Regions from separate parts of the Homo sapiens genome. Here region 1 is linked to region 2. The links are chromatin contacts, found by Hi-C or POLR2A ChIA-PET in ENCODE. All regions are on one chromosome and are shown on one strand. The core of a region is the stretch at or near the end of the contact, and the rest is flanking DNA. Distances in the headings are between cores, read along the strand shown.

Region 1 (5,976 bases), core at 912-3,411, 34 kb before region 2:
TGTATTGGAACTTTGTGTAGTGGGCTGGAAGTAAAGAAAAGGAATTCTCACCGTAGTCATCCAGGCCATAATTCTGACTTCGTTGAAGCCACCAACCATAGAAGAAAGCAAACTTGTTCACGTTTGCTGCTCCTAGCTTGGTTTTGGTAATGTATGTTGTGATGTGCTTCCCAGATCCCCACTTCAGGAATGAAGAATTGCTTTCCACCTGCTGGGAAGATTGTAAGATGACAGCCCTCTGCAGAGGGCCCTCTCCAGGAACTGCCCCAGCTGAAGGCAGCCTGTATTCAATGACTGGATAAAGAACTAGCCCCTAACTCCAAGTTGGTACAACTCTAAAGGAGCCTCAGAGCTCCCCATGGGGTGGCTGAGCCTTTATTACATGGAAGCACAGCCAATCCTTCACCTGCCATGTCCTCATTGTCCCATGCCTTCCACACTTGTTGAGTCAAAGAATACTCTCTGGTACCCTTCCTGTGAGCTGATCACCATCTCAGAATCAGCTTTCTGGAGAATCCAAGCCTGCAGCAAGGTTACACACCAATTACCTTTGGAGAGCTCACAATGCTTTCATCATTATTTCTATAGCAACTGAATTTACTCTGATTTTGGAGAAGGGGAAATTGAGGCGCAAAATTTCTGTGACTTGCCTGAGATTATCTGAGATGTCAATATTGTGCAAAGGCAGTGTGCCAAGGCGTTCTCAAGAACCATGTAAGTATGCTGCCAAGTTTTCATCTATGTATAAAGTTTATTTTTACTACAACAGAGTAAAACACACCATTCCAGCAATGTGTGCCAGATGGAATGTGGGTTTGTGGGGTCGGGTACAGCACAGGGTATAACAAATTTAGAATGTGTTAAGAAGCAGCGTACTCAAAGAAAGATAGTATGTTTACTAGAAATGTGATATGCTCGCCTCATGCGTATATAAGAGAATGTGGGCAGGACAGTAAATCTACTGAAATAGCAACACCATGCTGAAGGGAGACAGTGACTATAGCAATAACTGCGCATGGTTTAAGGAACACTGCAAATATGATCTTACCATAGGAGTAGTTACATTGATGTTTTAGCTGCCCAGTGTGTTTGGGGGTTTGCTATCAAAATGTCGAGTATTCAAATATCTGCACTGAATACAAAAAATGTTTGAAGAACCTGAGCTAGGGATTAGAATTTAGAAAATCTGGGCTCCCATGAATCCTATCTTTACCCAATTATGTTAAAACAGAGACTAAATATCACTTGTAATACCCCAAGTTGAAAAGCCTGTGCTGTTTTCTCATAAAATCAAGCATATTAGCATTTGAATCATGTTAAACATAGGATTGCTAATCAGAAGAGAAGATAAATGAAAGGGGAATGTTTATGTAAAATAGAAAGCCAGCATGTTGATGTCCCTGGATCTGCTCGACATAAAGATGCACACCCAGACAGTGAATAAAAGCATGGCACCTCATTTTGACAGTGTCTACACTGGCTTTCTATTTTCTTTTCTCTTTAAGTTTGTGGCATATTCTCTGCCAACCGCATTCCCCCAGCAGAGCCTCTCAGCTCAGCAGCACAAAGCCTTCTTTGTGCCCCTTCTTTGTGTGAAATATTGATAAGCCTGAAAGAGTCAGATGATGAAGGTTTCTGGTTTGTTTGGGCTTCGGTGAGATCCCAATTTCAAAATGTCCATGGCTAGGCCTCCAGAGTCAAATATGAACTGCTGTATTTTATAATTTAGGGGTAAATCTGAAACTGTTTTTACACTCAAGCAGAAAGTCTGCTCTCCAACATCAAGAAGGGTTGCGGTAATGATCCTGAGTTCATCACATAACCACACAACTCCTTATTCCATGCAAGCTAGTGAAAAGTCACAAAACTCACTTTCAGGTCTTGCTTTTAAAAATATTTAAAACCAAAGGAACTATTTTAAGTCTGAAGCCAAAAGTTAAGGAGCATTTTAATTCTCTCACTTCTTATCGGCAGCACCTCTTGGTTATTCTTCTCCTAACAGGCTCATAATTTTCATTAACAAGGCTGGCAGCTCTGACTTTGCCTGGAGGGGAATGTAACCCAGAGCAGCTGACAAGAGCTTGAAATTCTCTGGTTTTTGTCACTTGCTATTAGAATCACAGCCTTTTCTAAATATAGGATAGTGAGTCATATTAAACGGTGACCTGATTGCAAAGCCTCATCAAGTTTGTCTGGGGGTGCAATCAACAACACGTCGGACTGTAAAGGTCAACAATGTTAACATTTCAGAGCCTCCTCCTGGTTCAACACTGCAAAAGAAAATGGCATTGTCAAGTAGGCTTTATTCACAGGACAGTATACAGATGTGTGTTCACATGGATTTTTTAGCTTCCTTTTCCACTGCACACAGTATAGTTTATGGATTCATAGCGTATACATATGTCAACTTGTGGCTCTCAAGGATTAATTTCACTTTATCCAATATGTTTCTAAACCTCTTAGGGAATTCGTGGTTTAGTGCAATGGGCTGACATAGCACTAATTTAATTCAGATTCTGTTTTCATACTGTCACAATTTTAACTATTGCAGCATTGTTTGTGGAAATTCAGATACGGTTATTTAATGAAAGAAAAGTGACAAAGAAGACACTCTTTTGGTATCTTTGATTACAGCCTAGCCCTCACCCTTCCTATCCAGCAGGTCATCAAGATCTAGAAGATCCTAGTTCAATCCAGCAGCTGCCATCTCCACCCCCTCTCACTGCTGTGACCTTAATCCAGATCTCTTAAGCTTTCCTCGGGGTTCTTACAGTACCTTCCTCCCTCCTCTCTTCTGCCAGAGTCTCTCTGCCTTGCAATCATGATTCCTTCTAAACTGATCTCTTCATTTACTACCTTAAAAACCTTCCTCGATAGGCATCCTTTGCCTATAAGATAAAAGAAAAAAAAAAGCATGGCTTCATGGAAAGTGCAAAAAAGTTCGGGCTTCATAATGCTACTTAAATGAGTGAATTCACTGCAGTCTACAGCCTTGTCCTCAGATTCATAGGCTCGAAATTCAATCAGTATCACAGCAGCGGACCCACATAATCTAAGCCTGCAAAAGTTATATAAGAACCAAAATTGTCAGCATATTAATTTTCATGGAAACATACCTGCTAAACAAGTCCTAATCCTCATCTTGGCCTGAGACTCATATTCCTCCTCCAGAAAAAGTTACATGAGTAACCCCTTTATAATAAGATTCTTTACAGCCACAGAATTAGCTCAAGGAGAGTTAGTTGTTTGGCCATTTGGGGCCTTGAGAATCATGGTTTGGGCTGTGATGAACAGGTACATGCAGCAGATACAAGGAATGCTCTCTCATGACACCAATTCATTGGTCTTCTATTTTCTACAATCCAGGCTGACCAGTTCTCTTCTGTTGGCCAAAACAGTGGATCGAGTTCCCATGTTTTGCACAGAATCCACGTCACCTCCCTGAGATTGCATATCCCTTGGAATTCTGGGAATTCCTAAACTCTTCAGTAACAAACTCCCTGATGGGCCCAACTGGCTTTTGCTTTACTCTCTCAGTTAGCTGAACACATTCCATCTACGTCCTCCCAGTGAACATCTTTATTCCCCAGTTCTTTTCCTGCTGCCCTTTAAAACCTGGCCCCATACTGCCTTATCCTCACTGTTCCCACACATACCATTCCCTCCAGCCACACCGAATTCTTCGCCTTTCTCCTTTCATGCTGGATGAGTAGACTCCTTCTGTTATAAGCCACAGAAACTAGCTCTAGCTAACTTCAGCAGAGAAGGGATTTACTGGGAGTAGATGGGGTAGCTTACAGCATTGGAGGCAAAACTGAAAAACCTGTTTTTTGAAAGGATAGAAACTAGGGCAGAGCTGAGGACTTAACAGGAACAGCTGGACATCTCTTCGGAAAGACACCATGAGATGAATCATGTCCTATCATTTTCTATACTGTTCAAGGATAGGAATTCCACATCCCACACTTTATCTTACGAAAAGCAAGGCACCTTTATGGACAGACACCCAAGACAATGCAGAATGAGAGAAAAATACTTCTCAAAAAAAAAAAAAAATCAGGACCTGGGACTAATATATCACAGCAAAGGATATGGGGAGCCAATTGATTGAAAGTGCATAAACTGTGGAACCAAAGCATGAAGTGGGGCCTAAAGACCCAGAGTGCAAAAACGCTCAAGTGTACAAGGAATCTGAAGGCCAATCAAGTGCATGAGGAATTTGAAGGTCAAAAGAGAAAATGCCTAGAGAGGCAGCACACTGTAAAGAAAGATCAAGGGAGAAATGAAAGGAGAGAAAAGAATGAACATTTTAGGGTATGAAAGTGATTTGTAGAAATCTTACATGGTAGTAAGAAAAGTATAAGAATTCATAATACATAAACACTTCATAACAAAAAAAATTGGAAGATTGAGTGGATTTAAAGGAGTCCTATTCAAATTCAAAGAATTAATGTTTGCATCTGTGTCTAAAGTCCCAGCTCTGCCTAAACAACTTCACAACACAAAATCCAGCCTGGCTATTCCTCCAGACACTAGCTTTCCGTGCTTCAGCAATATAAGCCTGTTTTTATTTTCTCAAACACCAGCTCCCTCCTGCCTCAAGGACTTTGCAACTTTGCATGTATGGTTCCTACATGGTTCCTTCTGCTAACATCTTCTTCCCCTCCTGTATTAGTTAAGGTTCTCCAGAAAAATAGAATCAATAGGGGGATATAGATACATCTATATCTCTCTGGCTTTCTGTGTCTACCTATGGAGAGAGAGGGGAGGGAAGGATGAGGAAGAGAGAGAAAGAGGAGATTTATTTTAAGAAAATTGTACGGGCTGGCAAGCTACAAATCCACAAGGCAGGCTGGAAATGCCAGCAAGAGTTGATATTCCAGTCTTGAGTCTGAAGCAAAGGCTGGAAACTCAAGCAGAATTTCTGTGCTGCAGTGTTGAGGTGAATTCGAGTTCCTTTCTCTTTGCGGGGTGAGGAGGGAAACTCAGTCTTTGTTCTCAAGGCCTTCACTTGATTGCATGGAGTTGACCCACATTATGGAGGTTAATCTGCTTTACTCAAAGTCTACTGATTTAAATATTTTTTGGTTTCTGGTTTTTTTTCCGAGACAGAGTCTTGCTCTGTCACCCAGGCTAGAGTGCAGTGGCACGATCTCGGCTCACTGCCACCTCTGCCTCCTGGGTTCAAGCAGTTCTCCTGCCTCAGCCTCCCAAATAGCTGGGATTACAGGTGCCTGCCATCACGCCCGGCTATTTTTTTTTTTTTTTTTGTATTTTTAGTAAAGAAAAGGTTTCACCATGTTGGCCAGACTAGACTCAAACTCCTGACCTTGTGATTCACCCGCCTCAGCCTCCCAAAGTGCTGGGATTACAGGTGTGAGCCCCTGCGCCCAGCCTACTGATTTAAATGTCAATCACATCTAAACAAATGAAAAACCTACAACATCTAGATTGGTGTTTGACCAAACAACTGGGCACCATTGCCTACCAAGTTGGCTCAGAAAATTAACCATTACACCTCCTCTTCCTGTCTCTTTACCCACCCACATCTGCATTGGGCTTGATTAACACCACCTCCTTCATGTCTCACCTCAAACCTCAGTCCCCCAAGGAAGACAGGTAAATATATTCTAGCTCTGTTATTCCTTTTATTCCTAATCTCAAGCACAGTAAAGTTAAGAAGGTCCATTTTGGGTACAAAGAACCTCCTCGCAGTGGTGAATAGACATCCCTGGGGTCAGCAGGCAGAGATTCTGTGACGGACTGAAGCTCTCAAGAAAACATCTTAAAACATGTGGAATGGAGAATGCTATTACCCTAGGAATCATCTAAATACATACAGTTTTTCACGGATAATGGATTTGTTAAGCATGCTTGGAATATTCTCCATCTTAAATAGCTATGCATAATTGCAATATTCATAAATTACTATACATTAGCAGACTAAGCAGACACACTGCAGTCAAATTAACTCAT
Region 2 (6,246 bases), core at 31-2,530:
CCAAACACACACCTTGATCTCTACTATAAAAATGTATCAGGTGAGCCAACTTGAGAGTACTGGTAAATTCTTCAGCTGGCAATGATCTTGGTCTCCATCAGGGACAAGCTACATTAAAATAAGACCCTTGAAAGGAGTTACTCCAGACCCTTAGGGAGAGGAGCTTGTCAACTGCCAAGTAATTTCAACAGAGAATTCAGTTGCTCTGGAAACAGGTTTTGACAATGGCTGTGTGTGCCAAAGGGTTGAGCAGGCAGAGGGCACTGGGTTCCCGCCCCTTGCATGATACTTGAGGCTTTGCTCTCCAAACAGATGACTTCATTCCCAAAACAATGTTTTTTTTTTCTGAGAAGCTGCCAGTTCATACACATTTTAAAATAAATTCTCGTTGACATTGGAGTGGCAGAAACTGCAAACATTGCTTTTAAAAGCATGTGAGTTGGAAAAGGTAAGCTGGAAAAAGAAAAGAATTTCTCCCCAAAAAAGAATTTGTGGTCACTATGAAAGCTAAACACCTAATCAGCAATCACCTTATCAGCCACAGTATCGATTAAGGAGGTATGTGGAGTTATGCACAGGTACTTTACCTCTGTCTGAATACAGTGTCTTGAGGAATGGGTTCTAGTAATGTCTAAGTCTTCTCTTCCCTTAGCTTCTCAGGAAACCACCTTAATTAAAGAAAGAAAAAAACCAACAGATAATCTGTTCTTACTCAAAGCCTCATTGTTTTGTTTTGTTTTTTAACATTCCATGTCCCCCATCTCCCAAGGGGTACCAGAGGGGAACAGAGATAAGACAAGGAGGACTCTCTGAATGTCATTATTCTCCCTTCAGTGCAAACAGTGAGGCAGGAGAAGAGACACCTTCTCCCCAGTGATGCTCGGCCTGAGCACACATGAGCCTGAGCCATGGCTGTAAACACACTTGGAAGACATAGAGAAAAGGAGAGTTTGCACAGGATAAATCTATTCCATTATTTATACCCACCCCCAAACCTTTGGATTTCTTTCTCTATACCAAAGGTCCTCAAACTTTTTCTGTAAATGTCCAAAGACTATATATTTTAGGCTTTGTGGACCATATAGGCTTTCTGTCTCCTTTCTCCTTCTCTTCCTCCTCCTCCTTCTCTCCTCTTTCTTCTTTAAATTATGAAAACTGTTCCTAGCTCACAGACTTGACCCATGGACCATAATTTGTTGACTCATACTCTACATTATGCCACAGAAGTTGTGACATCTCAGCCTCGGAATGTAGGCCATCATTTAGCCCAAGTTTCAGTCAACTAACCACACTGTCAGGACAACCTCCAGCTAGTTATGCTGACACATTAAATCCAGAATCTCTGGTAAGTGCACCCATATCAATAAATTCAGGCTGACCTCATATTATATTCTATTCTCCTTGGTCTAATGCACTTACAATTTATTCTCACAATACTCCATACTACTCAGATGTTTGCTGTTAAGTAAACCATGCAATTCTCTGGGAGTCTATACTATTTCTTTCCTGTACCTGAGGATATCTGACTTGACATACAAGCCTTGAGGCAATGAAGAATGGGTCTTGATGGAGGTAGGAGAATAAAACACTCTCACAAGACAACAGCATAAGATGAAATTAAGAGTTTTCAACCAAGGAAGAGATTAACCTCAGATATGGAAGAAGGAGCTTGTTCTACTAACAAGGAAAGTTTAGGGATGCTTGCAAAGTTCTAAATTTTTGGATTTTTCTGAGTCCATTCAGAATGCCCTCATTTCAAATATCAAGGTCCCACTTCTTCCCAATCAGTTCTCTAACTTACACATAACAATTTGGTGAGTCTGTGATTTCAGTTTAGATTATAATTCTGCAATCCACACAGATTTGGAGTTTGGCTTTCAGTGATATTTGTTCCACAGCTACAGGAAATATAATGGTCTTTTATAGGGTAACCATAGAAGTTCTCTGGCTTTCTGACTGACACTTAAGCTGAGAATTTAAAACCCCAAACTTGTTATTTTCTTTTTACTATTCCTCCAGTACAGCCAAAAATAAAAGCCATCTCATGCCACAGTCCTTGTAGCCATTAACTCTACATAAGAGTCAGATGCAGTAGTCATTTGGTGCCCCAAGAAACTTACTTTATCAGGAAATTTAACAGAAACTTTATCCTAAGTGACCATAGTTGATAATTTAATTATTATGCCACTGCATACCATGGACTAAGAGTATCCCACTTTTCCTTTGGAAAGGAGCCCAGGGTTGCATTCAAAGCCAAGGTCATAACCAAATCAATCCGCAAATATCATCATGTATCATCTGTCCAATAGGACTATTCTTATTAGAAAAATTCTATCCATTGAAAGAAGAAAGAAAGAAGGGAAGGAAAGAGGAAGAGAGAAGAGAGGAAGGGAAGGAAAGAGAAGGGAAGGAAAGAGAAGGGAAGGGAAGGGAAGGGAAGGGAAAGGAAGGGAAAGGAAGGGAAGGGAAAGGAAGGGAAGGGAAAGGAAGGGAAGGGAAGAAAGAATAATACCAAATATTTAAATTAAAAAGATTTAATACAGTAATCTCCCCTTATCCATGGGCGTGTGTTCCAAGACCCCCAGTGGAGACGTGAAACAGCAAATAGGACTGAACCGTATGTATACTATGTTTTTTCAATCTAAAGCTGCTAAGTGACTAACAGGAAGGTAGCATCTCCAGTGTGGATATGCCGGACAAAGGGATGATTCCCGTCCCAGGCAGTCCAGAGTGGGACCCAGAGGGATAGCACACATTTCATCACACTACTGAGAATGGTGCACACTTTAAAATGTGTGAGTTGTTTATTTCTGGAATTTCCATTTAATATTTTCAGACCACAGCTGACCATGGATAACTGAAACCACAGAAAGCGAAACCATGGATAAGGGAGGACTACTGTATAGGAAATTGTTTTCACAGGAGTTAGAAAAATGAAAGAACAAAAGGAAGGCATTAAAATAACCCAGAGATAAGAATCTACAACCCTTAGGACTAGGTAAATAAAAGAGAAGTGGTTGGGATTATCAAAACCTAGAGCTCAAAAGAGGGATATCCGCTAACCTAGGGCTTAGCCCTCTGAGGAGATAGTACTGTACTTCCCAGCTGCTGATAGAATCTCAGAATCTCAGAGGACCCGCCCCATTGAGCTGGGGCTCAGATACCTGAGAAAGAATGAACACCTGGCTCCCAACAATATCCCTGAGCGGGTAAGATGAAGCTAGTTCTGGCAATGCTAAAAGAAGACAAAGAGAAGAGTAAACTTTCACTGACAAGACCAACGAGAAATAGGAAGGAAGCTCCTACCTTCCAGTCTTCTTCCAATGACAGAAATTAGCAGAACCCAGTAGGAAGTCATCTGGCAAAAACAGTCTGGAATATGTGATTGGCGGAGCTCTAAACCTAGCACCACAGAGCAGAGTATACAATTGTGGTCTTGGGGCTGAGAGTCAATAGGCAAACTATCAGCACAGATTGTGGTATGTTTCTCAGTGTCTTTCTGTTTAAAACAGGCCTGGTGGCATCTACGATACCTTTTAACATTCTATAACTACACTCTTAGTACTTTATTTTTTTTCTTAATTTTTAATTTCCATAGGTTATTGGGGAACAGGTGGTGTTTGGTTACATGAGTAAGTTCTTTAGTGGTGATTTGTGAGATTTTGGTGCACTCATCACCCAAGCAGTATACACTGAACCCTATTTGTAGTCTTTTATCCCACACCCCGCCTTCCCACACTTTCCCCCTGAGTCCCCAAAGTCCATTGTTGTGTCATTCTTATGCCTTTGCATCCTCATAGCTTAGCTCCCACTTAAGTGAGAACATACGATGTTTGGTTTTCCATTCCTTAGTTACTTCACTTAGAATAATAGTCTCCAATCTCATCCAGGTTGCTGCAAATGTTATTAATTCATTCCTTTTTTATGGCAGAGCAGTAGTCCATCATATATATATATATCACAGTTTCTCTATCCACTTGTTGATTGATGGGCATTTGGGTTGGTTCCACATTTTTGCAACTGCGAATTGTACTGCTATCTTAATACTTTAAAATTACATTCTTGTCTGTCACACCCAAATCCAAGTCTCAGACAGGAGAACCATGCCTGAAAAATGAGAAGTCTGCTTCTTCACACAACATCTGTGAATTACCACAATTTAACTTGAATTTTCTTATCTCAGTTCTCTTCTTAGTTTTGGCAGATAAAGCCCAACACTGAAGTAGATTCAAAGCCAAGGTCATAACCAAATAAATCTATGAATATCATTATTTATAGTCTGTCTAATAGGACTATTCTTATTAGAAAGACTCCATCCATTGAAAGAAGAAAGAAAGAAGGGAAGGAAAGTGGATGACAGGAAGAGAAGGGGAGGGGAGGGAGGGGAGGGCAGGGCAGGGCAGGGCAGGGAATGTGTTTCCTAAAGTATATGTTAAAAAGAGAATATAAATTAACAACACCAAAAAGCTGAAACAGGGCCATAGAGGAGCCAAGCTCAAGCATACTCTATAGAATAAGTCTTGGAGTAACCAAGAAGCACTACCTTCCATCTATAATGTAAAACAATAATAACAGTAGTAAAGATGTATTGAGCTAAGGCACTATGTACTAGGTATTAAGTTATTTACACCTATGAATTCATTGTATCTTCCTATCCTATGCAGTACAAATTAATATTATTCTTTTATTGCAGATGAGGGATTGAGAAACTAGCCTGCATTAGTTTCATCTATGTATTAAAACAACATGTAAACTAGAAATATAATATATACAGCTATAGCATGTATATTTAGATAGGTAGATACATGATAGATAGATGATGGATGGATGCATGGATGGATAGACAGATAAACAGACAGACTGATTTAACTCTTCCTAGGCCCACCCATTTGAAGAACCCAATGCCTTAACAACCACAGTCGCATTGTATGTTGGATGTTTGACACGGAAAGAGCATTTGGCAGTTTCTTTGGTCTATTTCCAGTGAAAATAGAGGGCAGTAAACTCATTCCAGATTCAGATTCCAGAACTTTCAGAGGCTGGAGATAGTGGTGATCTGTCTGTGAGGCCTCCATGTGTATCATTTCTCAGAAGCCAGCTAGCAGACCAGGCCACCTGCCAGAAAATGGTTAGCACATTTATGTCAGCTGGTTTGTCAGCCAGGTACCATGGCTCTTTCTAAGTCATGGCTTCCAAACCATGGGAACATAAAACCACAACGGCAGCCAAGATAGCAATAAGAACCCTTTCTTTGTATGCCGCACTAGTGGCTCTGCAAAAAGGTATGTGACATACTTTTGTGCAGTGTAACTGGCAGTTCAGAGCAGCAAATCCCTTCTGACCTGATGCGTCTCCTCTCCAGCTTTTTTGAATTCACTTTCTGTAGACAAAAGTAGAGTGAGTGACAAAATGAAGGATACTTTGATATTTGTTAAGAGAGACTACAGCCAAGTTCTCTCCCAAATCATTTTGTAGCCCTGTCCGATGGGCAAAAGACACATCAAATTAACTCAACTCTAAGAGTCTAGTTCTCTTATTGGAAATTCTTAATTTCTCAGTATTGTACTAAAGGGATTTTTTTTTTCAGTTAACCAGTTATCAGATAAAATTATATATGCCTACAAAGAGTAATGAGAAAAGATTGTTCCACTTTGACTTAAAATGTGATTTTATAACTTCTAGTCACAGTATATGATACAGTAACTGGTACTAGACTTACTTGCCCACTATAAACTATTTTTTCAAAAGGAAAGCATTTATGAAACAACTCTTTTCAAACATAAGCTGCAGACTGCACAGAAATTGATCCCCAAAAGAAAGGAAACAAACAAGGTAAGCCCTAAAACTGTCCCAGCTTTCTACCTGGAGACTAGAGCATATAAAAGCACCCAGCCAGGCATGACAGCTCATGCCTGTAATCCCAGCACTTTGGGAGGCAGAGGCAGGTGGGTCATCCGAAGTCAGGAGTTCAAGACTAGCCTAGCTAATATGGTGAAACCCTGTCTCTACTAAAAATATAAAAATTAGCTGGGCATGGTGGCACGCACCTGTAGCTCCAGCTACTTGGGAGGCTGAGGCAGGAGAATTGCTTGAACCCAGGAGGCGGAGGTTATGGTGAGCCAAAATTGTACCACTGCACTCCAGCCTGGGTGACAGAGCAAGACTCTGTCTCAAGAATAAATTAATTAATGAATGAAAAGAAAAGTGGAGACCACATAAATCTCATGGAGTTAAAGATACAATATT

What was found. A loop is a pair of places that touch in the nucleus more often than their neighbours do. ChIA-PET counts read pairs that join two places held with the same protein, here RNA polymerase II (POLR2A). Pooled maps may share reads with other maps.
Region 1: a loop to region 2 is called in a map of gastrocnemius medialis, with 2.4 times the contacts of the local background. The contact joins two enhancer-like sites. A Hi-C loop is called at or near these places in 3 of 168 maps with a recorded cell type or tissue (Caco-2, IMR-90 and gastrocnemius medialis), 1 of 37 single-sample maps with no recorded cell type and 1 of 50 pooled maps. POLR2A ChIA-PET finds 5 or more read pairs at or near these places in 3 of 52 experiments (AG04450, HEK293 and naive thymus-derived CD4-positive, alpha-beta T cell).

Annotation. Positions count from the first base shown.
Region 1 is chr2:37,502,801-37,508,776 of GRCh38, reverse strand. No RefSeq gene overlaps it. Among named protein-coding and RNA genes, the nearest start is that of LINC03063, 57 kb to the left of the region's middle. Within about 2 kb of position 2,161, at least 2 of the 41 ENCODE cell types and tissues checked have a DNase peak (open chromatin) inside an H3K27ac peak, as active enhancers do.
Region 2 is chr2:37,467,210-37,473,455 of GRCh38, reverse strand. It overlaps LOC124905991 (a long non-coding RNA gene), which reads right to left and starts at 5,868. Exons shown (of 3, transcript XR_007086288.1): 1 at 5,296-5,868; 2 at 3,307-3,402; 3 at 1-668. Within about 2 kb of position 1,280, at least 5 of the 41 ENCODE cell types and tissues checked have a DNase peak (open chromatin) inside an H3K27ac peak, as active enhancers do.